Regions from separate parts of the Homo sapiens genome. Here region 2 is linked to region 1. The links are chromatin contacts, found by Hi-C in ENCODE. All regions are on one chromosome and are shown on one strand. The core of a region is the stretch at or near the end of the contact, and the rest is flanking DNA. Distances in the headings are between cores, read along the strand shown. Region 1 holds the start of ACTR3B (actin related protein 3B). Region 2 holds the start of DNAJB6 (DnaJ heat shock protein family (Hsp40) member B6).

Evidence for each region. Hi-C counts contacts between places; a loop is a spot of excess contacts on that map. Pooled maps may share reads with other maps.
Region 2: a loop to region 1 is called in a map of naive thymus-derived CD4-positive, alpha-beta T cell, with 38 times the contacts of the local background. The contact joins the promoter of DNAJB6 here to the promoter of ACTR3B in region 1. A Hi-C loop is called at or near these places in 1 of 168 maps with a recorded cell type or tissue (naive thymus-derived CD4-positive, alpha-beta T cell), 1 of 37 single-sample maps with no recorded cell type and 7 of 50 pooled maps.

Annotation. Positions count from the first base shown.
Region 1 is chr7:152,755,647-152,761,386 of GRCh38, forward strand. ACTR3B (actin related protein 3B) reads left to right here and starts at 4,106. Exons shown (of 12, transcript NM_020445.6): 1 at 4,106-4,280. The coding sequence starts at 4,237. It also overlaps the pseudogene RN7SL845P. RefSeq lists enhancers at 3,748-3,907, 4,908-4,957 and silencers at 4,158-4,677, 4,438-4,732.
Region 2 is chr7:157,335,195-157,340,164 of GRCh38, forward strand. DNAJB6 (DnaJ heat shock protein family (Hsp40) member B6) reads left to right here and starts at 1,810. Exons shown (of 10, transcript NM_058246.4): 1 at 1,810-1,950. RefSeq lists enhancers at 1,258-1,760, 1,761-2,264, 2,993-3,042 and silencers at 1,523-1,682, 1,873-2,082, 2,143-2,332.

The sequences.
Region 1 (5,740 bases), core at 2,856-5,355:
CTGTCAAAATGGATGCAATCAGTTTCTGATGTATAGGAGTTAACAGTCTAAGAAGAATAACACAGAAGAATACACAGAGAATTGTCTTAGACTGTTCAGGCTGACATGACAAAATACCATTGACGGGGTGGCTTAAACAACAGAAATTTATTTTTTTCAGTTCTGGAGGCTAGAAGTCTGAGATCGGGGTGCCAGCAGAGTTGGGTTCTGGTGAGGCTTCTCCTCTTGGCTCGCAGACAGCCACCTTCTTGTGTTCTCACAAGACAGTGCTGTGTCTTCACACAATGGCCATTCCTCTTCTTGTTGATCAAACCCAATTTCAGTCAGGTATTAGCAGCCATATATTTCAGAGGAGATGAGGCCCCTCTCCAGCCCAAGGGGGTCTTCTTCAATAATCTAAGTCAGTTCAGTATATCAGGTGTGACTATTTCATAATTACTATTCTGAGTCTTGCCTCATCCCAGCACCACTCTCAAATGAACTTGGAATAAACACCATTCGATGCTGGCAATGCTATGTATGTATGAATATGAATAAACCATCCAGTGACTGCTTTTGGCACAGGTTGGAATTATGGATTGAACTGTGTCTCTACAGAAACATGCTGAAATCCTAACCTTTGGCTCTGGTGAATGTGATATTTGGAAACGGGATATTTGCAAATGTAATTAAGTTGAGATGAGGTCATTAGGGTGGGCACTAATCCAATATGACTGGCGTCCTTATAAGGAGAATGCCATGTGAAGATGCAGACACAGGGAGAATGCTACGTGATGATGGAGGCAGAGATTGGAGTGATGCACCTACAAGCCAAGGAATGCCAAGGGTTGCCAGCAGCCATCAGAAGCTGGGTATGGAACAGATCCTCCCCTAGAGTCTTCGAGAGAACATGGCTTTGCTGACACCTGCATTTGGCCTTCTGGCCTCCAGAACTGTGAGAGCATAAATATCTCTTGTTGAAGCCACCCAGTTTGTTCTACTTTGTCATGGCCACCCCAGAAAAAGAATAGAAAAAGAGCTGATTAATGACACAAGAAGAGAAGCAGCTGGGAACTTCCGGAAACATTTCCTCCCACTGCCTTTGAGAAAGGGCATCAGGATGGGGCATTTCTTCCACTGTTTTTGTCCATCATGATTTTGGTGCATGGAGGGGCTGCAGCCGTCTCAACACTGCATGGGATAAGCTGAGGACAAACGACAACACGCAGGGCCCTGGCAGAGCTGAACGTACAGGCCCATGATGATGCCATCGAATGGTCAAATTATCCTGGAGTCACTGGATTTCCTATTGTGCGAGATAACAAATTTGCTCTTTCCTTGTGCCACTTTTAGTTAGGTTTTCTGTTATCTGCCTACAAAACACCTTTGATATATCAAGGGTTAGTGGTATCTAGAGGAAATCACTGAGGTCAGGAAATCTTTTGTTTTCTACCAGCTGCTGACCATGGCCATCAATCCCAATGAGTCCTATGCAGAGAAGATGCTCCCTGAAATCGCACACCCTTTATTACTAGCCAGTCCCAAATTCCTGTAAAGACTTCTTCCCTGGTGTAGTAGCTGGGTCCTATACAAGCCTTGAGGTCTTTCTTCCTGGGCTTTGTGCATGTTTTCCATCCCAGAAACACTCTTCCACCCTACAGTCTCCTCCACCTAGCTACTCTGCCCACCTTCTGGGTTTCAGCTTCAATATCATTGCTTTGAGAAGTTTCTACTGATTCCCAAGTCAGCCCCTCTATGGCTTTCTGGGCACCCTGGACTTGCCCTGTCTTAGCATTGACTACACTGTATTGTAATTGCCTGTTTACTGTTGCTATCTCCCACTGGACTCTTGTGGGCAGATACTCTGAACATCCTGTTTACTGCTGCATGCTCAGTCTAACACAAAGCCTGACTCACAGTAGGCGCTTGATATATGTTTGTTAAGTGAATAAAATAAAAGACATGGCAGTGTCAACAGTCTGTAATTTAGAATTAATCTATGTTTAGGCTAGGGCCGTGAAAAAAATGGGAGCTGGGCTGGGAGCAGTTGTACTTGCCTGTAGTCCCAGATACTCGGGAGGCTGAGGTGGAAGGGTCCCTTGAGCCCAGGAGTTCTGTGCCACCCAGAATGATGGATCTGCACTAAGTTTGGCATCAATATGGCACCCTCCCAGGAGCGGGGAACCACCAGGTTGCCTAAGGAAGGGTGAACTGGCCCAGGTCAGAGATGGAGCCGATCAGAACTCTCATGCAGATCAGTAGTGGGACCATGCCTGTGAATAGTCGCTGCCCTCCAGCCTGGGCAACATAGTGAGACCCTGTCTCTAAGAAACAAGCAATAAGAAAAGAAAAAGAAAAGGGACCAAGGCAGGGCTTTGGCAAAACACAAAGCAAGCCAGCCAATCTTTAACCCCAGCCTTGGGCTTCTAAACTGGGATTCCTCCACACTTACTCCTTTTTATTTTCCTCCCATTTGCTTCTCTCTTCAGTTCTCCTGAACATTCTCTAGGTCTGGGCCTTAATGGGTACTTATGAGTTAAAAAAAAGAAATGATGATGGGTTACCTAGGAGTGGTCAACGTATCTATTACTTCTAGGTAAAAAACACAATGTTTTAAGTACCTGTAAAAACAACATGTCTTGGCTGGGCGTGGTGGCTCATGCCTGTAATCCCAGTACTTTGGGAGGCTGAGGCAGGCAGATCACGAGGTCAGGAGCTCAAGACCAGTCTGGCCAGCATGATGAAACCCTGTCTCTACTAAAAATACAAAAAATTAACCGGGCATGGTAGTGGGTGCCTGTAATCCCAGCTACTTGGGAGGCTGAGGCAGGAGAATTGCTTGAACCTGGGAGGCGGAGTTGCAGTGAGCCGAGATTGCGCCACTGCACTCCAGCCTGGGCGACAGAGTGAGACTCATCTCAAAAAACAAAACAAAACAAAAAAATACATGTTTCCAGAAAGCTCCTAAAAAATTAGTATCAAGAATTTACGATCGGGCAAGAAGCAGGAAGCAAGTGGCAAGTGGGACTCTCAGTACCTTTATAATATAGTAGGTGGTGTTTGCCTTCTTTGGTTTCAGTAAGAACTTTTGGGCGATCATCCCATCTTCGACACTTGAAAACATTTTCCAGGAGTGATCTTGGTGTGGTTTACTCAGTCTAAGGCCATTCATTCCTTAAGGCTGGCCAAGCATTTGTTTTGCAGATTTTTCTTCTTAGAAAAATTTAGGCCGTGTTAGGTATAATAATTCCAACTAATTTTTTTTGTTGTTTTTTTGAGACAGACTCTCGCCCTGTTGTCCAGGCTGGAGTGCAATGGCGCGATCTTGGCTCACTGCAACCTCCGCCTCCCAGGTTCAAGCGATTCTCCTGCCTCAGCCTCCGGAGCAGCTGGGATTACAGGCACCCGCCACCACGCCCGGCTAATTTTTGTATTTTCAGTAGAGAAGGGGTTTCACCATGTTGGCCAGGCTGGTCTGGAACTCCTGACCTTGTGATCCACCCTCAGCCTCCCAAAGTGCTGGGATTACAGGCGTGAGCCACCGCGCCCGGCCAATTCCAACTAATTTTTTTTTTTTTTTTTATTATATGGGGAAGGTTACTCAGTCATTCAACAAACATTTGGGCACTTCCACAGGTACACCAAATACTGTGCTAAGCACCTGCTGCTCATCAATAGTGATTAAGACAGACTCAAGCCCTATCCTAGAAGATTTGATAGTCCAGTAGGGGAGGCAGACAACAAATACATAAATATAAAAATATAAACACTTTGCTTTAAGGGTTAGGAATGAAACCAACAGATTGTTGAGACAGAGGATACAGTACCGGTAGGGGACATAGTCAGGGTGATCAGGAACAACTTCCCTCGCAAGGTGACATTCGAGCGAAGACTTACAGGAGGAGAAAGGCGCCAGGCCTCGGAAATGGGGTCACGTTCATGTAAGTCAGTTAAAAATAAACCCCAATCTCTCCAGCAGCAAGGTTGGACGTATGGGGCCAAGAAGCCTCGCTGCCAGCACTAAAGATGGCGCGCCGGAGTGGGGGTGGGGGTGTTGGGGGAGGCGGGGCGTGCGCGCGTTCTGATTGGCCGACCGGGGAGTGACGTCACGTGTCGGCCGCCGAGCATCCGGGCTCCCGGCAGCGGCGCTGCGGCGGCTCGCGGGAGACGCTGCGCGCGGGGCTAGCGGGCGGCGGAGCGGACGGCGACGGGGCGCTCTCGGGCTGCCGGCGGGGCCGAGCGCCGCGCGTCCCGAGCATGGCAGGCTCCCTGCCTCCCTGCGTGGTGGACTGTGGCACCGGGTAAGAGCAGCTCGGCGCCCACCCCCGCTCCTCCGCGGCCCCGCTCCCGGCCCCTGGCGTCCACCTCGCCTGGAGGTCGAGCTGCGTCCGTCGCCCCGGGCTTGAGCCCCGCGATCACCTGGGCAGGTGGGGCGCCGGCCGCCGCTTCCCTCCAAGCCTTGCCTTGACGTCGTAAAACCCCCTCTTCCCTGCCGGGAAGGGCCACAAGAGGAAAAGCACGGAGGGTAGGGACGCGGTGCCCACTCTGAGCGAGCCCGGCGCTCCTCGCCTCCCCCGCCCACGTGGCCGGGCCCCTGGACCCGCAGCCCGGCTCCGGCCGTCGCCGGGGTGGACACCCTGAGGGACACCGGGAGCGCGGGATCTCCCCTCCTAGGAATATTCGCCAGCGTGAGGCACAGATCATCACTGCAGATCCTTTAACGTCACTCATCTCCTAGTGAACGGTGTCCCTGCCTTCCAGCGTTCTCAGCACTGGCCCTCGTTCTGTCCCCGCGTGTGCGTGTCATTCCTCCTGGCTGAGGATTCTTTACCACCTACTTGTGGAGAGAATAGCATCGATCTCCCAACTTGATACCATTTTTACTGCCCTCCCTGCGCTTTTCCAGTATGAAATGGCACACTCAGGCCAAGCTGTCCCTTTGGTTTGCATAGATTTGCCTTTTCGCTGAAAAATGATGTGTTTAAAAAGACTCCATTTTGAAAAATACCCTAAATTTGGGAGAGCATGTTTGTGGAATTGTGGTAGAGGTTTTTGTTTTTAACTTTTTGAGTGTGACCACTTCTTTCGTTGCCGTTAAGCTATTAAAAAGAGATCTTAGGAAATGCCCTGAAGTATCGGTGACCCAAGTTAGCTGGTTGTAGTAAGGTGATTGCTGAATCCATGTAGCTGGTAGTTTGGGAATACAAGCTTGCCTGCCTGCGTTATGGGTGTAGTGCTTAGTAAAATAGCCTGGAAGTAAATTTGGTCTCTTAGCGATTTTTTTCAAGAAGGGATTTTAATCATTTTTGCCACAAAATGTAACATGGCATGTTCACCTTACCCTTGATTCTTTTCTATAGAAAAATGCACTTGGTTTGGTTTCCTTGACAACCTTGTGGGGGTGCCTTCTTTAGTTTGCTACAGTCCATCTCCTACTGTTAGTTCCTTCCTTTTGCTGCTGAAGCGACCAGAAGTGGTTGTGGACTGGAAAAATCCTCTTTGCTTGTGTGAATTCTTTTTGAAATACACGTCATATCAAGCTTTGTAGCTCTTTATTTTAGAACTTGCTTTTCTACCTAAAACACAAGCCAAAATCAGCGTTGTCGATACTACAGCTCCCCTCCCTCAATTATTGACACCCTTAACTCATGCCCTCCCCCAATGGGTTCACCTCAGGTCCCCTCAGGTCTGGTTGTGTCAAGAGTGAAACCAGTGGGTGAAAGTATTTTTCATTTCCACATTTGCATGTGAGATTTTTGCT
Region 2 (4,970 bases), core at 560-3,059, 4.6 Mb after region 1:
CAGCTGACGTCCCTTGAAGCTCTTCTCCCGTGATCCTGGCTCATTCTTCCCTGGATGAGACTTCCAGGGAGGGGGTCAAGACAATTGAGTCCCTTTGGGATGATCTGTCTTTATGTAAATAATGGGGGATTCACAGAATGCCCCTCCCTGCATTGGCAGGTCCCCATGTGCCCTCAGTTTGAGGGCATACTAATGTGGTAATCAGTGAACTAGTTAGTAATCAGTATCCTAATATGGCATAATTCAGGGTGGCATTTCTCCAACTCTTTCATTACTAACGAGCTATTTTAAACCAAAAGTGATTCAAGTGTTAAAGTGCCTTTTACTTGAATATCTCCCAGGCTTAAACGATCACGAATTCATAAGCGTTGTTAGTTCAGAAGGTGGCTGAGCAGGCCCCCGGAATTCAGTGTCAGCATGCCACAGGATCTGAAGTTCAGGAAAGGTGTAACAAAAAGGGATTTTTCTTTTTTCTTGAGACAGAGTTTCGCTCTTGTTGCCCAGGCTGGAGTGCAATGGTGTGATCTCCGCTCACTGCAACCTCCTCCTCCTGGGTTCAAGCGATTATTCTGCCTCAGCCTCTGCAGTAGATGGGATTACAGGCATGCACCACCACACCTGGCTAATTTTTTTTGCATTTTTAGTAGAGACGGGGTTTCTCCATGTGTCAGGCTGGTCTCGAACTCCCAACCTCAGGTGATCCGCCCGCCTTGGCCTCCCAAAGTGTTGGGATTACAGGCGTGAGCCACCGCACCCAGTTGAGATTTTTATTTCTTAAAGGAAAGGATAAGGTGGGCCAGGACTAAGACAACACAGTAGCAAACATCTGGCTGAATGCTGGAGAGGAAGACAGTGGGAGATCCAGGCCAGGCTCCATGGACGAACTGCTTGTTGGCTCCTTAGGCTTTGGGTCTGCGGGACCCTTTCGCTACTGGGAATGGGAGCCTGTCTGACTGCACTGGGTCTGAGACTCCCTGCTCCTGCTGGTCACCATCTACACGCATGTGGTGTTGGTCTCCAGGGTTAGAACCAGAACCCCTGAGGACGCGGGAAAGGCTAGGAAGCCTGGGGATGACCTAAAGTCCAGCTATCAAAATGCGCCGCGTTTTCAGAAAAACTACTGCCACGATTTAACCTAAAAAGCTTCATCTGTATTTTCTGCCACAGTTTGCTTCCGTTTCCTTCAGTCACTATTCCCTGGCGAAGTCTCCACGCGCTCCCGTTCGCCGGGGAACTTAGGGTATCCGGGCTTCCCTAAATTGACAAGCGGGGGCCGGCGCCTTCGCCCGCCTTCGCTGGCCGCCGCTTGGTTTGTTCTTCTTCTCCTTCGGGGACTTCTCCGCCCGCGCCCGCGCCCGCGCCCCAGCTTTCGTCCCGCTGTGCGGAGATGCCACCCAGCTCCACCGCAGGACCGCGGAGCGAGAGGCGGCAGACGCGCTCCGGGGGCCGCCGGTCAAGAGGAAGATGAAGGGCGCGACGACTTCGCGGTTTCCAGAATGGGCTCCTTCTGGCCCAACAATAAGTGCCATTTGGAATCTTCTCGGCCTTCTCTGTGCCTTCCGCGCGTCTGGGCTCCCCGGTACCGTAGACCCGGCCCCGAGCTCCGCCCCCTCGCCCTGGGCTTCCCCGCCCCCTCGCCCCCAGTCTCCTGGGCTCTTCGGGGCGGCGGAAGAGCCGAGAACCTTCGCGAAGGTGGGGCGGGCGCCCCCGAGGTTGGGCCCGCGGTATGGGCAGTGGAAACTGCGCATGCGCGGCGTCAGGGTCGGGCGGAAGTTGACGCCGCCGTGCCGCCGCCGCGTGACGCATTTCCTGTTTGTTGTTGGAGAAAGGAGAGAAAGGAAAGCGCGAGGAGCCGCCGCCACCACCAGCGCAGCAGTCCTGGAGCTGTGAGGAGATTCGGGCCGTCACCCTGCCTCCCCTGCGTCCCGCCACCGGCCGCTTCTGTCCTCGGTGAGGGTCTGTTCCGAGGGTCGGGGGAGGTCGCCTAGGGCCCCGCGCGCGCCCGGCAGACGGCGGACCTCACCCGGCGCCTGGCAACAGCGCGGGGGGTGACCGGGGTCGCCGGCCGGGGAAAGGACTGGACGGGGCGGGGGCCGTGGCCGGGGTTGCGGGGCGAAGGGTGGGCGGGGTCCTCTGGGTCAGGTCTGGGGCCGGGGCCGGGGCTGGGGTCTGGGGCCGCCCGGCCGCGTCCTCCCCGCCCGGCGTCCTTGCCGGAACGCGGCCCAGCCTCCGCGGCGGCGGTTGGGGGTGGGGCCCGGCCTGGGAGCGGCCGGCTGGGGCTCGGCTGGGGCTCGGCGGGGCCGGCAGCGTGGGAGGCGTGGAGCGCCTTCTTTTTCTAAGGCTCCCGCACTCGCGTCTGAAACCAGAAACGGGAGTGGCTTGCGGAGCAGGAATGCCGCAGCCGTGCCGCCAAGTTCGGAGGGAGAAGAAGCAGGTGGGGGACCGCAAAGCCCTGTTTCTAGAACTCCGGACGGATTGTTCAGAAGTTTGTGGAAGAGCAGGCTGCCTTTCTCACTCAGAATGTTTGTCTGCTTTGCTTTGCGTTAAAGAATCTGCACCGTAGTTGATGCAACTGAAGTTTATATAAGAAGTTTACATTAACTCTTACCTAAGGAAGGTCAGTGACACACGCAGTGTAAACTGCAAATCATATATTGGCTCGAGAAAGGTTTTGGCACTAGCGAATTTTTTAAAGGATGGGTTTGCTAGTCAGACGTAAACTTCTGTGCTAACTTCTCACGTAAACGGGGCAGGAAACAGCGCAAGTAGAACGATCGTGCCACCACCGAAGGGGTGCCGCCTGCGAGCTCGGAGGCTTCAGCCTGTTTGGGAAGAGTAGGCTGAGCGGCGCTCTTTGTAGTTTTCAACGTTTTTATTGAGTTGCGAATTTTAGTAAGGATTTGTCGCTACAATTTAAGCCAAATTATTGATTTAGTAGAAAAGTTAGAGTGAAGACCGAAGAAAGGAAACAGACGTTAACCATTAAAGCTTGATTGCTGCTGCTTCGTGTTTAACCGCACTTTTCCAAATAGTGTTGCGTATCAGAACGATTCATGATTTCTGAAAGGAATTATATGCAGCCGCCTTACTCCTCCGCCAGTCCACCCGTCCCGCGTTCTCTCTGGGTTTACTCCAGACTTCCTTTTTTTTTTTTTCCTGAGACGGAGTCTGTTCTGTTGCCCAGGCCAGAGTGCAGTGGCGCGATCTCCACTCACTGCAACTTCCAGCTCCCAGGTTCAAGCGAGTCTCCTGCCTCAGCCTCCTGAGTAGCTGGGGTTACGGGTGCTCGCCACCATGTCCGACTAATTTTTGTATTTTTAGTAGAGACGGGGGTTTCACCGTGTTGGTCAGGCTGGTCTCGAACTTATGACCTAAAGTGATCGCCTGCCTCGGCCTCCCAAAGTGTTGGGATTAGAGGCGCGAGCCACCGCGCCTCGCCGACTCCAGACTTGTTTCCACTCCTGAGGGCCTTAAGCTCCCTTGGAGTTTGTGCTTTCACATTTCTTTCTGCCTTCCGTGATAAAGGGATGAATAGTTTTTATGCACGCTTCAGCGAGCTGCGGGTTTTTGTGGATTACGCAGGCTGTGAAATTTGGGAAGTAAGTTGCCTTAAGTTGGTAGATGTGGAGATTTGACAGGAAGTGGGAGAACAAAGGGGTTGGGAAGCTTTTGGAAAGTGTCCAGGCTTCATCTGTGCTGTGGAAGGTGAGAAAGTTGGGAATTCCAGAGGGCAGAGCTCTTAAAGAATTTGAGATGAGTTCAGCACTCTCTTCAAAACAGTGTTTTAAAATTTATTTTCTTCTGGATATGAAAGTGTTAGGTTTGGGAAGTAATTCTGGCTGTAGGACAGTTTTTCCGGAACACTAGGTGGGGAGTGTTGAATGTTGTGAAGACTAAAATATGCATATGGTATTACAGTGTGATACCTGTTACTGAGTGGCGTACATTAGCTTTCATTTTTAAGCAAGCCCGTAATTCCCTTCTATTAACTCTGTTTTGGACAGTGGTACCCGTCACCCTCATCAGTCTTCAACCTAGATAACCTAAATCCAGGTCTGAGGTGGGGGTGGAATGGTCTGTTTGCACCTTTTTTTTTTTTTTTTTTTTTTTTTTTTTTGAGACGGAGTCTTGCTCTGTCGCCCAGGCCGTAATTAATGCGGTGGCGCGATCTCGGCTCACTGCAAGCTCCACCTCCCGGGGTCACACCATTCTCCTGCCTCAGCCTCCCGAGTAGCTGGGACTTCAAGCTTCCGCCACCACAGCCGGCTAATTTTTTTGTATTTTTTTAGTAGAGACGGGGTTTCACCGTGTTAGCCAGGATGGTCTTGATCTCCTGACCTCGTGATCCGCCTCCTCGGCCTCCCAAAGTGCTGGGATTACAGGCATGAGCCACCGCGCCCGGCCTTTTGTGTGTGTGTGTGTGTGTGTGTGTGTGTGTGTGTGTGTGTGTGTGAGATGGAGTTTAGCTCTTGCCCCTGCTGGAGTATAATGGCACCATCTTGGCTCACTGCAACTTCGCCTCCCAGGTTCAAGCGATTCTCCTGCCTCAGCCTCCCGAGTAGCTGGGATTACAGGCATGCGCCACCACGCCCAGCTAATTTTTTCTATTTTTATTAGAGACGAGGTTTCACTATGTTGTTCAGGCTGGTCTCGAACTCCTGACCTCAGGTGATCCACCCGCCTCGGCTTCGCAAAGTGCTGGATTACAGGTGTGAGCCCGCGCGTCCGGCTGTCACTTTAAAGAGTATTATAAGAGGGCACTTCATAACTTGGGCAGGTATTTTTAGTCATCCTGAACGTGTCGCTGTGGACTGGGTGTCACCGCGGGACCGCACAGACACCTTACTGTCGTCTGCTGTAAAGGTCAGCTTCTATATTGGTTAATGCTTACAGATATCTGTTGAGGAATAAGAGAATGTAATTAGCCTTTGTATTTGTGAGTTGACGTTTTGACGGGATTTTTACTTCTT